Linked DNA regions of Mus musculus: region 1 is linked to region 2. A link is a loop called in an ENCODE intact Hi-C map of the cell type or tissue named here. Cell type or tissue: heart. All regions are shown on one strand.

Region 1 (8,000 bases), 390 kb before region 2:
CTGGTGTAGAAGTGAAGGCGGCTGTGGTTCAAAGCCAATAGAAAAGGAGGTGTAGGCTGCTGGGCGTGTAGCTCGTCGGTAGAGCATTCACTTGGCATGTGTGAAATCCTGAGTTCACTCCTCAGCACCACGGAAAGCAGGAATGATGCTACCACACCTGCAGTCCTAGTACCCGAGAGGCAGAGGCAGGTAGATCAGGAACTCAAGGCCAGCCTGAGCTAGAGACTGGGAAGGAAGAGGAGGGAGGGGGAAAAGGAAGAGAAAAAGAACCTTCTTGGAGTAAAAACCCCAGCTCTAGGGTTGGAAAGATGCCCAGCAGGAAAAGAGCTTACTGACCAGGTCTGGTGTCTGAGTGTGATATGTCCCTCCATCGCCACTGTAAACCTGGAGGAGAGAACCAACCTCGCAGAATTGTCCTCTGGCTTCCATCCTTGTCTTGTAGCCTTGACATACACGTTAGACACACATGTGAGAATAGTAATTTAACCAAAATGGATGATAATGGGCTGGGTTTTAAAATGATAACCATCACAAACTGTTAAACCCAATAATATTAAAAATAAAAGCAAAATTCTCTGTGACATTGGACAGGTGACAGAACTGTCTAGAACCTGTTTCTTTGTGGCTCAAAAGGCCTGTCTACACCAAAGAGGCATTGAATAGGTAGGTGCTCATTGCGTCCCAAGGCAAAAAACCTGTTTGTCAACCTGGTCTCCTCTCACACAATTTCACCAGCTCTCTGCTGGTCACATTTCCTGAAGTCCTTGTTTGATTTTGTTCAGTGCTGTGGGTGGAACTCAACATATGCTAGGCAAGTGATCTATCAGGAGCCACACCCCCAGCCCCTCCCAGGGGGATTCTGGCAGGGGCTCTATAACCAAGTTTTATCCTCAGCCTTTTGTTTATTTGTTTGTTTGTTTGTTTTTGAGGTAAGGTCTTTCCATGTAATTCTAGCTGGCCTAGAACTCACTGTGTAGACCAGGCTACCCTTGAGCTTGTCCTCCTGCCTCTGCCTCTTGAGTGCAGAAATTAAAGACATGTACATACACCCAGCTTTAGTTTTGTTTTGTTTTTTAAATATTTTATTTAGAAAGCAGGAGAAATGGCTCCACGGTTAGGAACACTTGTTGCTCTTACAAAGGGTCTGGGTTTAGTTCACGTCACCCACGAGGTGGCTTGTAACCATCTGTAACTCCAGCCTCAGGGGATCTGATCCCCTCTTCTGAGTTTTGAAGGCACTCAGGCATGTACATGCTGCACATATATACATGCACATAAAACATACGTGTAAAATAAAGCGAGTTATTTTATTTTTCTTACATGTATGCATGCGTGTCTGTATGTATCTGTGTGCTCATGAGTGCAGGTGCCCTTGGAGACCAGAAGAGTATGTCATATCCCCTGGAACAAAATTTAAGTCTTCTGCAAGAGAATTAAGTTCTCTTAACCATTGAACCATCTCCCTCCTCCCTCTCCCTCTCCCTCTCCCTCTCCCTCTCCCTCTCCCTCTCCCTCTCCCTCTCCCTCTCCCTCTCCCTCTCCCTCTCCCTCTCCCTCTCCCTCTCCCTCTCCCTCTCCCTCTCCCTCCTCCCTCCTCCCTCCTCCCTCCTCCCTCCTCCCTCTCCCTCTCCCTCTCCCTCTCCCTCTCCCTCTCCCTCTCCCTCTCCCTCTCCCTCTCCCTCTCCCTCTCCCTCCCCAGACACGCACACCTTTTATTCTATATTTTGAGGTGTGAGCTCATTCAAGCTCTCTTGGCCTTGAATTCCCTCATTAACTGGGGGTGTGCCTTGAACTGGCGATCCTCTTCCCTGCTCCTGAATAGCAGGATTTGGGGCCCTTGAACAGCACAGCCAGTGCGCCCGGGCCCCTGTCTGCCTGCAGTCCTCTGCCGTTTACCTGTGCTGCCCCTTCCTTCTGTGGCAGGACTCTGCTCTCTGTGAGAGCGTCACTGAGTCCCTGCACATCTTCCTTGTCCTCAGTCCCTTCCTTGTTACGTTTCGTGTGCTCTCAACTCTCCAGATTATGTCATGGGTTTCGTTTTCCTTTGCAGTGGGCCCCATCCCCTGCATGCACATTTGTTGGTCTGTTGTGGAGGGTTGACATGCAACAGTCTGAGTGCAGAGATGCGAGGACAGCATGGGGAAAGTTGTCTCTTTCCACCATATGGGTCCTGGGGACCAAACTCAGGTCATCAGGTTTGACAGCAAGCATCTGTACTGACTGAGCCATCTTTCTGTGCTAGTGACCAAACAAACCCAGGACACATGCTTACTAGACAGCACTCTGCCCTCTGAGTCCCAGCCCCAGCCCCCATCATCTAAATGAGAAAATTACTTCTCCCCAAACATCTACCCACACCTGAGTTCTCTAGCTCCCAGGTGATGCTCCACTCTGTGAACCCTGTTTTGTGGGTGGAGGGAGGTGTCTGTCCTCCAGTTCAGTGCTGACACTCACGTGAGCTGGCATCTGAACCCACAAGTTAGAGAGCCTGCTTCAGACTGCCCTCACAAGCCCAGGTTGCCCCTGGTACTTCTGGGTGGCTGGGTTCACATTGAGAGCTTCTGGATGGAGAAAGAGCTATAACAGCTGGGCATTCAAGGAAGCACTCGTCACCCCTGGTTTCTTAGGAAAAGACCAGGTGCATGGGCTGTATGGGGACAGAGTAATTCATGCACGGTTTTCATGATTCTTCCACGTGACTGCTGGCACAGCAGCTCTGAATTCCACAGTTGAGAGCCGTTTATGGGAGGCTTCACTTGATTAATTATTGACTCTCTCCAGCCCTCTCCCTTCCCTAGTGAAGGAGGGGTGGGTTAGACACAAAGTTCCAAGCTTTTCATCTGGACTGGATTCTCCTGTGACCAGCCTCCATCCTGAAAACCACCCAGGGCCCAGTTAGTGAGAATTAAGTCGCTCCCATTCCTCAGGAAGATGCAAGGCATTCAGAACTACAGCGCCCCTGCGACCTCCGTCAGGGATCCTAACTGGGTGTGGTAGCTCACACCTTTAATTCCAGCATTTGGAGGCAGAAGCAGTTGATTTGTATGAGTTTAAAGTTATTCTGAGCCACAGAGGCCATTTCAGCCAGGGCTACATAGTGAAAACCCCGTGTTAAAAAAACCAAAACCGGGCTGGTGAGATGGCTCAGCGGGTAAGAGCACCCAATTGCTCTTCCGAAGGTCTGGAGTTCAAATCCCAGCAACCACATGGTGGCTCACAACCATCTGTAACGAGATCTGACTCCCTCTTCTGGAGTGTCTGAAGACACGTACAGTGTACTTACATATAATAAATAAATTAAAAATTAAAAAAAAAAAAAACAGGGATCCTGGGGACCGTGGGTCAGAGGCCAAATTTTATATATCTGTCACTTTGCCACAATGTTTGCGGTTTTGTTTGCTTTTCATTTTTAAAAAGATCTACTTTGTATGTACAAATGTATGTGCTTCTGTGTACATGTCAGGTGCCCACAGAGGCCAAAGGCACCCGATCCCCAACACTGGAGTTCTGGGAGGTGGTGAACCACCTGACAGAACTGGGAACTGAGCCCAGGGCTTCTGGAAGGGCAAACAAACAAACAAGCAAAGAGTTGCCAGGATCATGATGTCTCTCCGTGGTAATAGAAACCCTAAAACACCATGTCAGGTAGCTCATGACTACCTGTAACTCCAGCTCCAGGGCGGGGGTGGGGTGGGGTGGGGGGATCCAACACGCTCTTCTGAGGTCTAAGGTGTATCATCTTAAGGGATCAGGGTTTTTGTTGGTTCATTTGTTTGTTTATTTATTTTTAAAGATTTGTTTATTTATTTTATGCATGTAAGTATAAGTATACTGTCACTGTCTTCAGACTCACCAGAAGAGGGCATCGGATCCCATTACAGATGGTTGTGAGCCACCATGTGGTTGCTGGGAATTGAACTCAGGACCCCTGTAAGAGCAGTCAATGCTCTTAACCGCTGAGCCATCTCTCCAGCCCAAAATACAGCATCTTATGTGCTATTTGTAGGGGGAGAATGGCCCAAAGTAGCTAAATTAGACAACGTTGGCAACGAGAACACAGGATACCTCAGACATACACGTCTATCTAAGGACGAATAGCCATAGGCCAGGAAGAGAGTAGGATCCCGACAAACTGCAACCCTCACTCCTGTGAGGCCCAGGCCCCAGCCTCAGACCTTGCCAAGTCTGCCTGTGGACAGTGACACAGAGCTGACATTCCTTTTGCCCTTTCACCCAGGCCTCTGAGAAAGCCTTGGATTGTCTGGCTCCCAAGAAGAGTTCCTACCCCAGGCTGGACTCCAACTTGCTAAGCCAAGGATGATCTTAAACTTCCTCCTCTTCCTGCCTCCACCTCCCAAGCGCTAGGATGAAAGCCTGCATGACCATTCCCCCTCCCCACATTAGATGCATAAGGATAGGAGTTTTCTTTTTCTCAGTGCCAATCCCTGTACTTAAATAGTGACCGACACTTAGGAAATGCTCAATCAAAAATGAATGAATCAACCAATAAGCAACGGCAGGGCTAGAAGATAGATGTTCTGAATAGCAAAGACGGCAGGCACATGCAGAGTGCCTGTGATTACTGGAGGTTTCAGAATCATAGGGCAAGGGACAGCGAGTGTGCTGGCTAGTCCTCTGTCAGCTTGACACCCAAACTAGAGCTCTCTCAAAGGAGGGCCCCTCAATTGAGAAAAATGCCTCCATGAGATCTGGCTCCAAGGCATTTACATAACTGGGGGAGGACCCAGTCCATTGTGGGTGGTACCATCCCTGGGCTAATGGTCCTGGGTTCTATAAGAGAGCAGGCTGAGCTGGGTGGTGGTGTGTGCCTTTAATCCCAGCAATCAGGAGGCAGAGGCAGGCGGATCATGTGACCCAAGTTTTCCCCTTATAGCTGGAACCCAGGCAGTTGTGAGCTATGTGGGGTCTGGCAACAGAACATGAGAGCCATCCATGGGCCTTTAACCCTGGACTGTGTTTCCTGGGTTTTCTTCAGAATCCTATTAAGAATGGCTGTCCACTATGGTCATGTGACCCAAGTTTTCGGAGGGGGGAGGTGGGGGAGTGCGTGGAGCATGGAGAGGGTATAGCTACCAATTCCTCTTGCTTTATGAGAGACTGAGCATCTCTTTGTGAGAGACTACACTGAGACCCTCCGGCCCCTGGTACTCATTAGGATTTTATTGCAAACATTGAAGATAATCCAGGGTCCTAGAGTGAGGGGTTCTTACACTGGTTCCTAGGATAATGTGATGCAGGGAGGATCTAGGACATCAGGGGAGTCCAAAGAGAGCAAAGTATCCCAGCGTAGGCACTAGTGCCCCCGCCCGCCCCAAGGCAAAGGAGGAAGGGGCGGGGCCTCCACAGGTCGATGCCGGAAGTGCCTCTCCGCCCCTGCTACTGGACCATGGAGACTGTGGCCCAGTAGAGACCTTAGTGTGAGGCTTTCAGGGGCGGCGGCCATGGAGGCCGTGCTGAACGAGCTGGTGTCTGTGGAGGATCTGAAGGTAAGGTCTGGGACGGAGGAAGGAGAAGGGCAGAATTGGAAAGGGCAGTTCCTGAGGAGAGCTGACTGAGGCTAACCAGTGCCGGTTTCGTCTTTCTTGGCAAGCTGAACTACGGCTCCCAGCAGCCTCTGCGGCATCCTGCTTCTTGTGGGAATCGGCTTCGTGTCCCTAGGCCTGACGGGAATTGTAGCTTCCCGGGTTTCAGCAACTCAGACCTAGGCCTGGGGTCTTAGTGTGATGCAGAGCTGGGAATTTGGGGTACTCGTGTGCAGGGATGGAGTAGTATAGTCACTGGTGTAAATTTTCGCTAGTGTTTAGTTCCTCACGGTGCTATTTTCACCGCATCCTTGTAGCTGTGTTTTCTTTCCTCTCCTAGAATTAAAGTAAGGCAGATCCAGGCCCAAAAGAGTAGGGTGGGACGGGACCAGCGGCCTCAAGGGAAAGGCCATGTAGGAGGTCGTTTAGCTCTGGGACAGTATGTTTACTCTTCAGACACTTGGGGTCAGCTGGTTTGGGAGCAGTGCCTCCAGCTGCCACCAGGTGGCATCTCCTCTTGGTACCACTAGGGGCTGGGTTCACGGACCTTCCGAAGGGGAGGACACAGCATGGGACCCAGGGGTGGAGATGACAGAAGCTTCGGGGTACCAAGATCTACAAGGGAAAGGCGGCAGGGAGGAAAATATGATCTAACTGGGATTCAGACATCAAGTTAGCTGGAGAATGATTGCTGCTCTTTGTTGCTAAATGGTCACTCTTCTCTCTAATGACAGAATTTTGAAAGGAAATTTCAGTCTGAGCAGGCAGCTGGTTCTGTGTCCAAGAGCACGCAATTTGAATATGCCTGGTGCCTGGTTCGAAGCAAATACAATGAGGACATCCGCAGAGGCATCGTGCTGCTGGAGGGTAAGGCGCTGGGCCCCACTTTCCAGCCGCCAGCCAGCCTGACCTCTACTGTGCTTGACCTCACCCCTCCAGGACCCTTTCCAACACAGAACCCTCACCTTACAGCACATTTGTCATTCAGTAACCACCAGTAACTTCACTTGGAGAAAGGGCTAGATTGATTCTCTACGTCCCCAGCATCTGAACAGTCATTCAGATGGAAAATGCTGTAGGAAAAAATGCTCTCAGGCTGGGGAGACTCAGTGCATCCTGTCCAGGCATGAAGACCTGGGTTCAAATCCCCAGCACCCACAGCAGCAGCTGAGTGTGGCCATCCGAGTCTGTATAGAGAGTAAGCTGGAATCAGCTAGAGATGGCTTGTTGCCATCTTAGCCCAGGTTCAGTTGGAGACCCTTTCTTTAGGGGATGCTGTGGAGTGTGAAAGCACTGGCCGTCCTCTGACCTCCATGCTTCCATGTGCACACACACAGTGTACACAAAACACTTCTGGTATAGTTACTAATTGCCGTTAATATAGTGTTTACGTTGTATTGGATAACAGTCATTTGGAAAATTCTAGAGATTTAGAATATCTGAGGGGCTAGTGGTATCAAGGCTGTGTGACCCCAGCACTACAAAGGTGAAGACACAGGAACATAGTTCAGTAGTCGAACATTGACTGTGGAGATAGAGGCAGGAAGGTCAGAAGTTCAAGGCCAGAGTCAGCACATCCTGACCAAATTTGAGGTCAGCCTGGGCTACATGAGCTCCCTGACTCAAAGAACACTGCATCTTTGGGGACTATAGGTGCATTCTATGCAAACACCGTTTAATTTTATAGACGGGCCTGCCGTCTGTGCACTTTGAAGTCTGGGGGCTGTGTTGGCATAGTCCCAGAGGCTGTCAAGGGACGACGCTGGGAACAGAAGACTGCTGTATCATTAGTCAGTTGACTTTGACACAGGACCTCTAACCTGTGCGTCCTGCTTCAGCTACCTCAGTGCTGCGAGTTCAGGGGTGCCGCCAGCTCTGGGGTCTCTAAAAGCAAATACTGTCCCCCTACTTTGATCAGTTTGGACTTTTAGGTTTCTTTTACAGTAGAGCACAGCAGTGGGAGTGGTGTCAGCATTTGAGTCCTGTTTGGAGACACAGTGCAGACCCTGAGGAGACTGTAGCACTGCACAGCTATTTAGTGCCGAAGTGGTGGCTGCCGCACCACGGAACTCCAGCGCTAGAGAGGCTGGGGCAGCCTGATGGGGAGTTTGAAACAAGCCCGGGCGGCATAGTGAGTGCCTATCTTAATACCGTCCTACGGGGATACACACACACAGAATGAAATGAAAAACAAGTCAGACAAGGGTCACTCAGGGAAGATGAGTTATAGGAAAGGGGGGCAGGTTGTGGGCCTAGAGTGGTGATTCACACCTTTAATCCCAGTAGTAGGAGGAGTAGCAGAAGTAGGAGGATCTCTGAGTTTGAGGCCAGCCTGGTCTATAGAGTGGGTTGTAGGACAGCCAGGGCTACACAGAGAAACCCTGTTTCAAAAACAAAACAAAAGCTCAGTCTACGGAGTGCATGTTTGCTGTGTATGAAGCCCTGCTTCAATTCCAT
Region 2 (8,000 bases):
GAGGAGCACACACACACACACACACACACACACACACACACACACACACACACTCACACTGAACCACCACCAAGAAAAATCCGTTTAAAGTGGCGGTATTCATTAACTAGGGCCAGGGAAGCAAGCAGATGTGTGAGAGGTGCTGTGGTTTATACCTCAGGGAACTTTGGACTCCATGGGGTTAAGTGAGCCAAGAGAGGAGTGGCTGGCTAGGCTTCAACGCGGGGACTTCACCACTTACCGTTTAAAGGAGGCACACGGCTAGTCTGTTCTCTGCTACTTCAAATGTACAGGAATGTTTCCCCCTGCTTTGTTCTTATCGATTTTGGGGTTTCGTTTTCATTGATTTTGGGGTGTGCATGTGTGTGCCTGTGGGTGTGTACTCACACGTGTGTATGAAGATCAAAGGACAACTTTGTGAGGATTCTCTCCTACGATGTAGTGGGTCCTGGGGCTCAAACTCAGGTCATCAAGGGCAAGCAAGCCCTTTTATCCCTTGAGCCATTTTGTCACCATCTTATTAAGTGTTTAATGTGTTTTGTTATGACATTTCCATAGGATACTTTTATGTTTATGTTCTCAGTTCTTATTCATGCCTCCTCTCCCACTCCACCCCTGCCCTCCCACTCCCACCCCTGCCCTCCCACTCCACCCCTGCCCTCCCTTATCTTTTTTTTTTTTTTTTTTTTTTTTTGAGACAAGATTTTTACTGTCAGTCCTAGAACTCACTAAGCAGGGCAAACTGGTCTCAAAAATCCCAGCGCTCTAGCTTCTGCTTCCTGAGTGCCTGGGATTACAGGCCCAGTTTACCCAGTTTACATATAGGAAAAGCCTTATCTCTCTGAGGGCTCAAAACAAACTGTCACAGTGTGAAAGGGACTTCTAGGCCAGGGTGGTGGCTCACTGGAGAGAGAGACGGAGACAGAGACAGAGGCAGAGAGAAATTGCTTAGCATGCCTGAAGCGGGTGGTGGGGGTGGGGGTGGGGGTGGTTGGGGTTTGGGGTGGTCAATCAGGAGCACCTCATAAGCCTGGTGGGATGGTACATGCCTTGCATTGAGGCCTTGGAGGCAGGGGGACCAACTGTTCAAGGTCATACTCAACTGTATAAAAAAAGGGGGGTGGCGTTTGTTTGGGCTAGAAGAAAGAAAGAAAAGACTCCTAATGTTATTTGTACTCAAGAAGACTATATATATATGTACAAGGATCTGGCCTGCCAGTGAGGGGGAGCATACAGAGGTGACTGTTAACACCCGCAGTGGGAAATCTGTGAAGGGCTTCAGAGTTTGTTTTGGTTTTAGATGATTTTTTTCTAGATGACTCAGTTTTGTCTTATGTGCATGAGTGTTTTGCCTGCTTGCATGTCTATGCACCACATGTGTGCCTGGTGCCCACAGAGGTCCAAAGAGGGCATTGGAGCCTCTGGAACTGGAGTTATGGATGCTTGGGCACCAGCTCGTGGGTGCTAGGAATCAAACCCACGATGTCCTCTGTGAAAGCAACAGGTACCCTTCACGGCCGAGCCATCTCTTCAGTGCCTTTCAAAGTTTTTGTAATCCTATTTTTTTTTTTTTTTAAAGATTTATTTACTTATTTATTATACGTAAGTACACTGTAGCTGTCTTCAGACACACCAGAAGAGGGCATCAGATCTCATTATGGGTGGTTGTGAGCCACCATGTGGTTGCTGGGATTTGAACTCCAGACCTTCGGAAGAGCAGTCGGGTGCTCTTACCCACTGAGCCATCTCACCAGCCCGTAATCCTATTTTTTATTTGCATATTTATTGCGTTAGGAGAGAGCCAGTGAAGGCCACAGTGTCCATGTGGAGGTCACAGATGACAGACAACTTCTGGAAATCGGTTTTCTCCTTCCACTATGTTTACCTTGAAATTCAAACTCAAGTTGTCCGCTTTGGCAGCTGGCACTTCTACCACAGAGCCACGTCCCAGTTCCTCCAAGTCCCCTAACACCGAGAAGAAGAAGAAAAACAAAAAGGTTTGAGATTTGGTTGGGTCTTTGGGACAAACACTGATTTTGGGCTAATGGGAGTTCTCACCTGCAGCAGAAGGCTAAGCAACTCAGTGCTGGCAGCAGGAGTTTCTGGTGGTCCGGGAGTGGAAGGAATGACCTCACACACACAGGATAAATGGAGGGTGCTTCCTGACCCGGGGAGTAAAGATCTCGGGCGTCACTTGCATGGAAAAGGGAAATCACGGGATTTTCACCAGTGCGCGCTCTCTCTCTCTCTCTCTCTCTCTCTCTCTCTCTCTCTGTGTGTGTGTGTGTGTGTGTGTGTGTGTGTGTGTGTGTGTGTGTGTGTAAGACTTGCAATGTAGTCCAGTCTGGTTCCACTTTCCTCCCAAGTTGTGGGAGTATGACCACACTGGATCTGTGTAGGAATGGGATGGAACTCAGGGCTTTCTGGGTGCTAGAGAAACTGTTTACCAAATTCTCTACTGATAGCAGCAGAGAGGCCAGCCCAGGAGTCATTCTTACTGATACACTGTCTTTGGGTTTTCGGAATAATCTGATGGGCTCTTTCATCTTTTCAGCTGGGTCTCATCAACCGAACCCTCCTCCACGCCTGCCTCTGTCATCCAGGCTGCTTGTCTCTCCTCTATTGAGGCGTTAATCGTCTCTGCATACTAATGAATTGCTTATCCCACTAAATGTGAAAATTTTTAAGCAATCAAAGGCTTGAAGTGGGCTGCTGATGGTGGCTCCTAGGGTGAGAACAAGCCACGACTCAGAAATTCAGGGGGACCCGGATGCAGAATGATAGCTGCAAAAAAGGGGGTGTCTGTGGATAAGAGAAGGGGAGCCTGAGTCTGCGTGGGGAAGGAGGAGGGGACTCCCAGATCTAGCCGGTCAGCCTGGCTCCAGCCAAGCCGGCTGTTTCCTGCCCTGGCTGACCCCCCACCCCGGAGCGGGACCCAGGCAGGGCTGTGAGGAAGGGCAGGGGGTGGGGAGCACTACTTGCGCCAGGAAGATAAGTGCACGGGGACAAAAGGCCATCACGGGTCTCCCGCGCCCGCTGGTGTGTGTGTGCGCGCAGGCGGACAAGAGGTCATCACCGGTCTCCCGCGCCCGCTGGGGTGTGTGTGTGCGCCCTTAGGGTATTTGGCAGACTCCCAGGTGCCCCAGACTCCTACCTCAGAGTTTCCAGACCCTGTACTAATTACCTTAAATTAAAGTCTCCTTACCGCAGCCCTTAAAGGACCGACTTCGGGAACAGCACCTCTCTCATCCAACCATCCCGTGCCCCACACTCACAGTGCCCTGATGTAGATAGGAGGCCGTCTTTCCTGGACCCTCCCCTCAAACTGATGGATGAGAGGGGGTGCTAGCAAATGAGAGGAAGGGCCCTCCCAGCCATCCCGAGGGCCCCCAGGAGCCAGACAGGAAACAGCCTCAGGAAAGAGCCACAACGGTCCCTACCCCCGCCTTGGAGGTCAAGGCTGCAGGCGGCGGGGAAGTGTCCCCCTCCTTTAAAAAAATGAAATGAGGTGTTACGGAGATCCCTCACCCTCTCTGACACGCCTGCCTTTTATTTACATTTTCTATACTTTGGGTTTCAAACCACTTTCTCCAGCGTTAGGCTGCGCGCTCAGTGGATCTCCAGGACTTAACGAGCACGCACTGATTGTGTGAGCGCTCTCTCCGGAGATAGACAAGCTGGGATTATTGCTTGAGGAACGGAGGTCTGTTGGGAAGCTCTCCATACCCAAATGCAAAGTTTTAACCTTCTCCTCCCAAATGCAATCCCCTGCTCCAACTAGGTGGCAGGGGGCGCATCCAGATGTGGAATCTCAGGTCCCGCTGCAAGGTCAAAGCAGGCTTTGTGTGGGGGCATTCACATTTACGCACACATCTGTGAGGCCTGGTAGGTTCAGGTCAGTCCTGAGGATTCCTGGGCTACTGCCCCAACATGCACAATCAGGGGTAGTAGGCATGGGACACCCAGCACCCCTGGACAGTCCCTAAGTTCCACACATGCCGCCCCTCCCCCTCTTGCAAACTTTCTCCTAACTTCCCGACAGGCTCAGTTCGGGCGGCCCCCCCTCTCATGAATTATTCAGCAGCATAGGAGCCAATCAGCTCCCCGTGCACCCCCCCCTCCCAGAGAAACCCGGGCTCCAGGGTGTTGGGAGATGGGGCGGGGGGAAACTCTGACATGGGACTGTCTCCGCCTCCTATGCGCCCCTCCCTCCTAGGCCAGGCGCCGCCCGACTCAGTCTCGACTCGGCCCAGCCCTGGCCCAGCCTGTTTCCCTCCCTCCTGCTCGGTTCCCACTTTGGTTTCCACCTTCCTTGACCGCGACCGGCGCACTAACCCCGGCGGCGCGACATCCACCAACCACTCCAGGGAGCGAGAGAGACCGCGAGCAATCGGCCCACCCCAGCCAGCCAGGGCGGGACCCCCGAAGCCCCGAAGGGACCCCTAACTCTCAGCCACGTCCCGATCTCCGCCCGCCCAGCGACGGCCACTGCCAGGACGTCCCCCCTCAAGGCTGGCCTCCCCGCGCGCGCGCGCTGCGGCGGGGACGTGGGGGCCGCACCTGAGCGCGGGTGCCTGGCGCGCCCGCATGGGCCATCGTTGAGAGGCCCTCGACGGAAAGTCCCAGCAGCAGAGTCGGTGTGCACCCGCCCAGGGGAGGGTCAGACCTGGGGGGGCCAGGGCCCCCCAAACTCGGATCGCATTCAGCCAAAGTGAGGCGGCGCCATGGAGCTCCGAGCGCTGCTGTGCTGGGCTTCCCTCGCCACTGCTTTAGAAGGTGAGTTTTCTTGGGGTGCCCCCTGTTCTTGGGGTCCCCCAAAGTTGTGCCTCAGAGTGCAAAAGCTGGTCTCTCCCTATCCCAACTCCGGTACCCCTTAAACACTTCGGACCAATAGCACTAGAACGGGAGGGGGCGGGGAGGAGGCGGCCTGGCGGGGAGTGGGGTTTTTCTTTTGTTTGGGAAAGAGATGGAGTCGAGAGCTCAGACCCGGGACCTTCCCTTACCCAGCCTTCTAAATTCTCAGTCCTGATGCCAAAGGCCCATGACAGCCTTCCTTTTCCTGTCCACCCTAATGTTCAAAACTATCCCCCAAAGTTTTTATCCTCTCTCCACCTCTGGCTAAACTCCAGGGGAAAGTTCCTGAAGGGGCACTTGCAGGCGAGGCAGACCCCAGCTAGGCCGTAAAGCGACCCCCACCTCTGGTTCCCTAGCGTTCATTCACACCTGGACTCCACACCCCAGTCAGGATGGCCCCATCTGCAGCCCCACTCTCCAACTCCCAAATGGCTGGCCAGGCTACTGACCTCGTGCAGACTCTTTTCTTGTTTTTCTCAAGGCTGTACCCCAACCTTTTACATGCCATTTAGACCTCAACTTTTCCCAAGGCTGAGGCTTTCTTCCAGCCATGCAAGCCCGCAGAAACTGCCTAACACCGGCCTGTGTCGCCCTAATTCACCCCAGCTGGCCGCCTCCTAGCCCGCCTCAGATTTCTGGTTTTTTTTTTTTTTTTCCTTCTGTATTCCTCTCCAAATGCCTCTTCAGATCTGTGAGCCCCTAACTCCACAGTCCCTCTTGGGGCTGCACAGGACTCATAACCCCCTTTCCTGCCTCCCTAATCTCTTTTCAATGAATTTGGCTCCCCCACAACCTCCCTTGCTGCTTAGAATCAAAGGAGAATCTGGGGAGTGGGACACAAGAGTGGGGGAGATCTCTCCCTGAAGCGATGGAATCAAAGGAGCTCCCTCTAGGCTGGGCAGTGCTGTTCTGGGCTGATCAAAGTGTGGGAATGGGGTGAGGACAGACTTTGGGCTCCTGGAGAGGAGGAAGTCAAATGGGCAGAGCACCCATGAAGTGTGTCTGGAGGGAAAGACGGGCCAATAGGAAATGCCCCTTCTCGCCTGCGCTACCTGAATGATTCTCAAGCCCCTGCCTTCACCTGTGCCAACTGCGATTATTTTACTGTTATTTTGCCCAGCAAAAAAGGAGAGTTCTTGTTTCCTTAACAGGTGACAAACTAAAGCTTTAGAAATGTTAATTAGTTTATCCAAGGCCTCAGGCCCTAAAGGAGGTGTAAACTGGGAGATGTGGTGGTGGGGGGGGGAGGGGACGACGACCTAGAAATGGAGCCCTGGAGGGAAGGAGGTGAGAGGTGGGTCTGGGAACTGGGGGACTGAAGTGAGCTGGAGGCAAACTGGCGTGTTGTGGATGCAGGGAAAGTGAGTCTGGGCTCAGCTCAACAGGCTGAAGAGCAGCCTGTTGCACAGACAGTGTGTAAATTGGAGACAGGAAAACGCTATCCAGGCTGGAACAATGGAGGGTGGGGACGGCGGCCTCTATCCACCCCCTTCCCAGAACCGTGGGCATCCTGTCCCCAACGTGTTCTGCTGTCTCCTGCCACCCATTAGAGGGGCCGGTAGGCTTTGCCTCTGGCTGCTCAGGTTCCTGCCTGCCCCCTACACCCTGAGACAGCACCGCAACTTTGAGGTGATGCCTCCCTCATCCACCCTAACTCCAGGCACTCCTCTCTCTCAAAGCCAAAGGGGAGGGCGGGACCTGGTCCCAGGTGTTCCGCTGACTCCCCTGGAGGCCCACTCTCAACGCATGTGGTTCCCAGACTCCTGCCCCCTCCCAGGTTGCCTACCCTCACCAGGGGATTCCCCAACCCTCCCTTCCTCCCTCCCGGTTGTGTTGCCAGTGAAGTCTGCACATCTCCTAATCCCTTCCTGGGTCAGCATCATGTCTGCTCCCCTCAAATGATCCCAGAGCCCCTCCAGGTGTGTTCACACACAACTCCCCACCCCTAAACTCTCCTCCTTTCTTTCTCCTAACCAAGTCCAGATGTGGTGGGGCCTCTGCTGGAGCTGAGCGAGGCAGGGAACCCAAGAGTCCAGGCTTCCAGAACTTATTTCTCTGGTGGTAGCAAATGGGGGAGGTGCACTGCCTCAGGCGAGGGCATCACCTTGAAGGACTGGGTGTCTGGTGTGAAAAGGGGGCGGGGACCGGGATGGAAGCCAATTTTGGCACTTAGGAAAGGGAGGGAGTGTGGAGCCTAAGACAGGCCTCTAGGAAACCTTAGCCTGGACCAGCAGTTCTCAGCCCCAGGAGGCAAGGCCAGGACTGGGTTTTGTCCTGTTTTTTGTTTGTTTGTTTGTTTGTTTCCAGACAAGATCTCATGCAATTCAGACTGGGCACAAACTCACTAGCTGGTCTTGAACTCTTGATCTTTCTGTCTCTACCTCCCAAGTGCTGGCATTACAGGAATGTGCTACCAGGCCCAGAACTTTCTTTTCTTTTCTTTTCTTTTCTTTTCTTTTCTTTTCTTTTCTTTTCTTTTCTCTTCTCTTCTCTTCTCTTCTCTTCTCTTCTCTTCTCTTCTCTTCTCTTCTTTTCTTTTCTTTTCTCTTCTTTCTTTTCTTTTCTTTTTTTTTTTTCTTTTGCAATTCTGGGGGTGAAGCCTGGAGCCTGACTACACGAAGCAAGCACTCCAGCTGTGCCATACCTGCCTTCCCTGAGAGCAAATGCTGAGAATCAGCCCAAGAGCGCCTGCTGCTGCTGCTTCTTCTCCTTCTTCTTCTTCTTCTCCTTCTCCTTCTCCTTCTCCTTCTCCTTCTTCTTCTTCTTCTTCTCCTTCCTTCCTTCCTTCCTTCCTTCCTTCCTTCCTTCCTTCCTTCCTTCCTTCCTTCCTTCCTGAGTTGTGTGCACATTTAACTTCCAGCATGAGTTTCCCTCATTTTTCTGGGTACAGCCCCTCCGGGGAAATCTAGAAGCTATCCAGTGCCCACCAGCTGCTGATGGGAGAGTTGGCACTGGGAACAGGGGTTACAAATCTAAGGGCATTGGGCTGGTGAGGGCGTTCATCAGGGAATGCTACCTGCGAGCCTGCCGACCTGCTTTAAATTATCAACATGCGCTTTATGTGAGGTTGGGGACAAAGAGGAAGACAAAGACTTCTCTTGTGCCTAGTACTTGTGTCACACTCAGAGGACAACTTGTGAGGCTCT

What was found. Hi-C counts contacts between places; a loop is a spot of excess contacts. Peaks named below come from ENCODE experiments on the same cell type or tissue, not always from the same donor. Only the 100,000 strongest peaks of a DNase experiment are listed, where the experiment ranks them.
Region 1: it touches region 2 in a loop (2.0-fold over the local background); 1 of 42 quality-filtered maps calls a loop at or near these places.

What each region holds. Positions count from the first base shown.
Region 1 is chr5:136,956,722-136,964,721 of GRCm38, forward strand. It overlaps Fis1 (fission, mitochondrial 1), which reads left to right and starts at 5,356. Exons shown (of 5, transcript NM_025562.3): 1 at 5,356-5,507; 2 at 6,278-6,410. The coding sequence starts at 5,463. In heart, a CTCF peak has its summit at 3,863 (motif pointing right); DNase peaks (open chromatin) are centred at 5,010, 5,450, 5,620, 6,030 and 2 weaker places; H3K4me3 peaks cover 2,163 bases; H3K27ac peaks cover 2,067 bases.
Region 2 is chr5:137,345,874-137,353,873 of GRCm38, forward strand. Ephb4 (Eph receptor B4) reads left to right here and starts at 4,236. Exons shown (of 17, transcript NM_010144.6): 1 at 4,236-4,776. The coding sequence starts at 4,725. Gm52791 (a long non-coding RNA gene) reads right to left here and starts at 4,179. Exons shown (of 3, transcript XR_003955817.1): 1 at 3,206-4,179; 2 at 2,059-2,193; 3 at 1,727-1,965. In heart, a CTCF peak has its summit at 3,768; DNase peaks (open chromatin) are centred at 2,968, 3,378, 4,158, 6,348 and 4 weaker places; H3K4me3 peaks cover 6,292 bases; H3K27ac peaks cover 6,983 bases.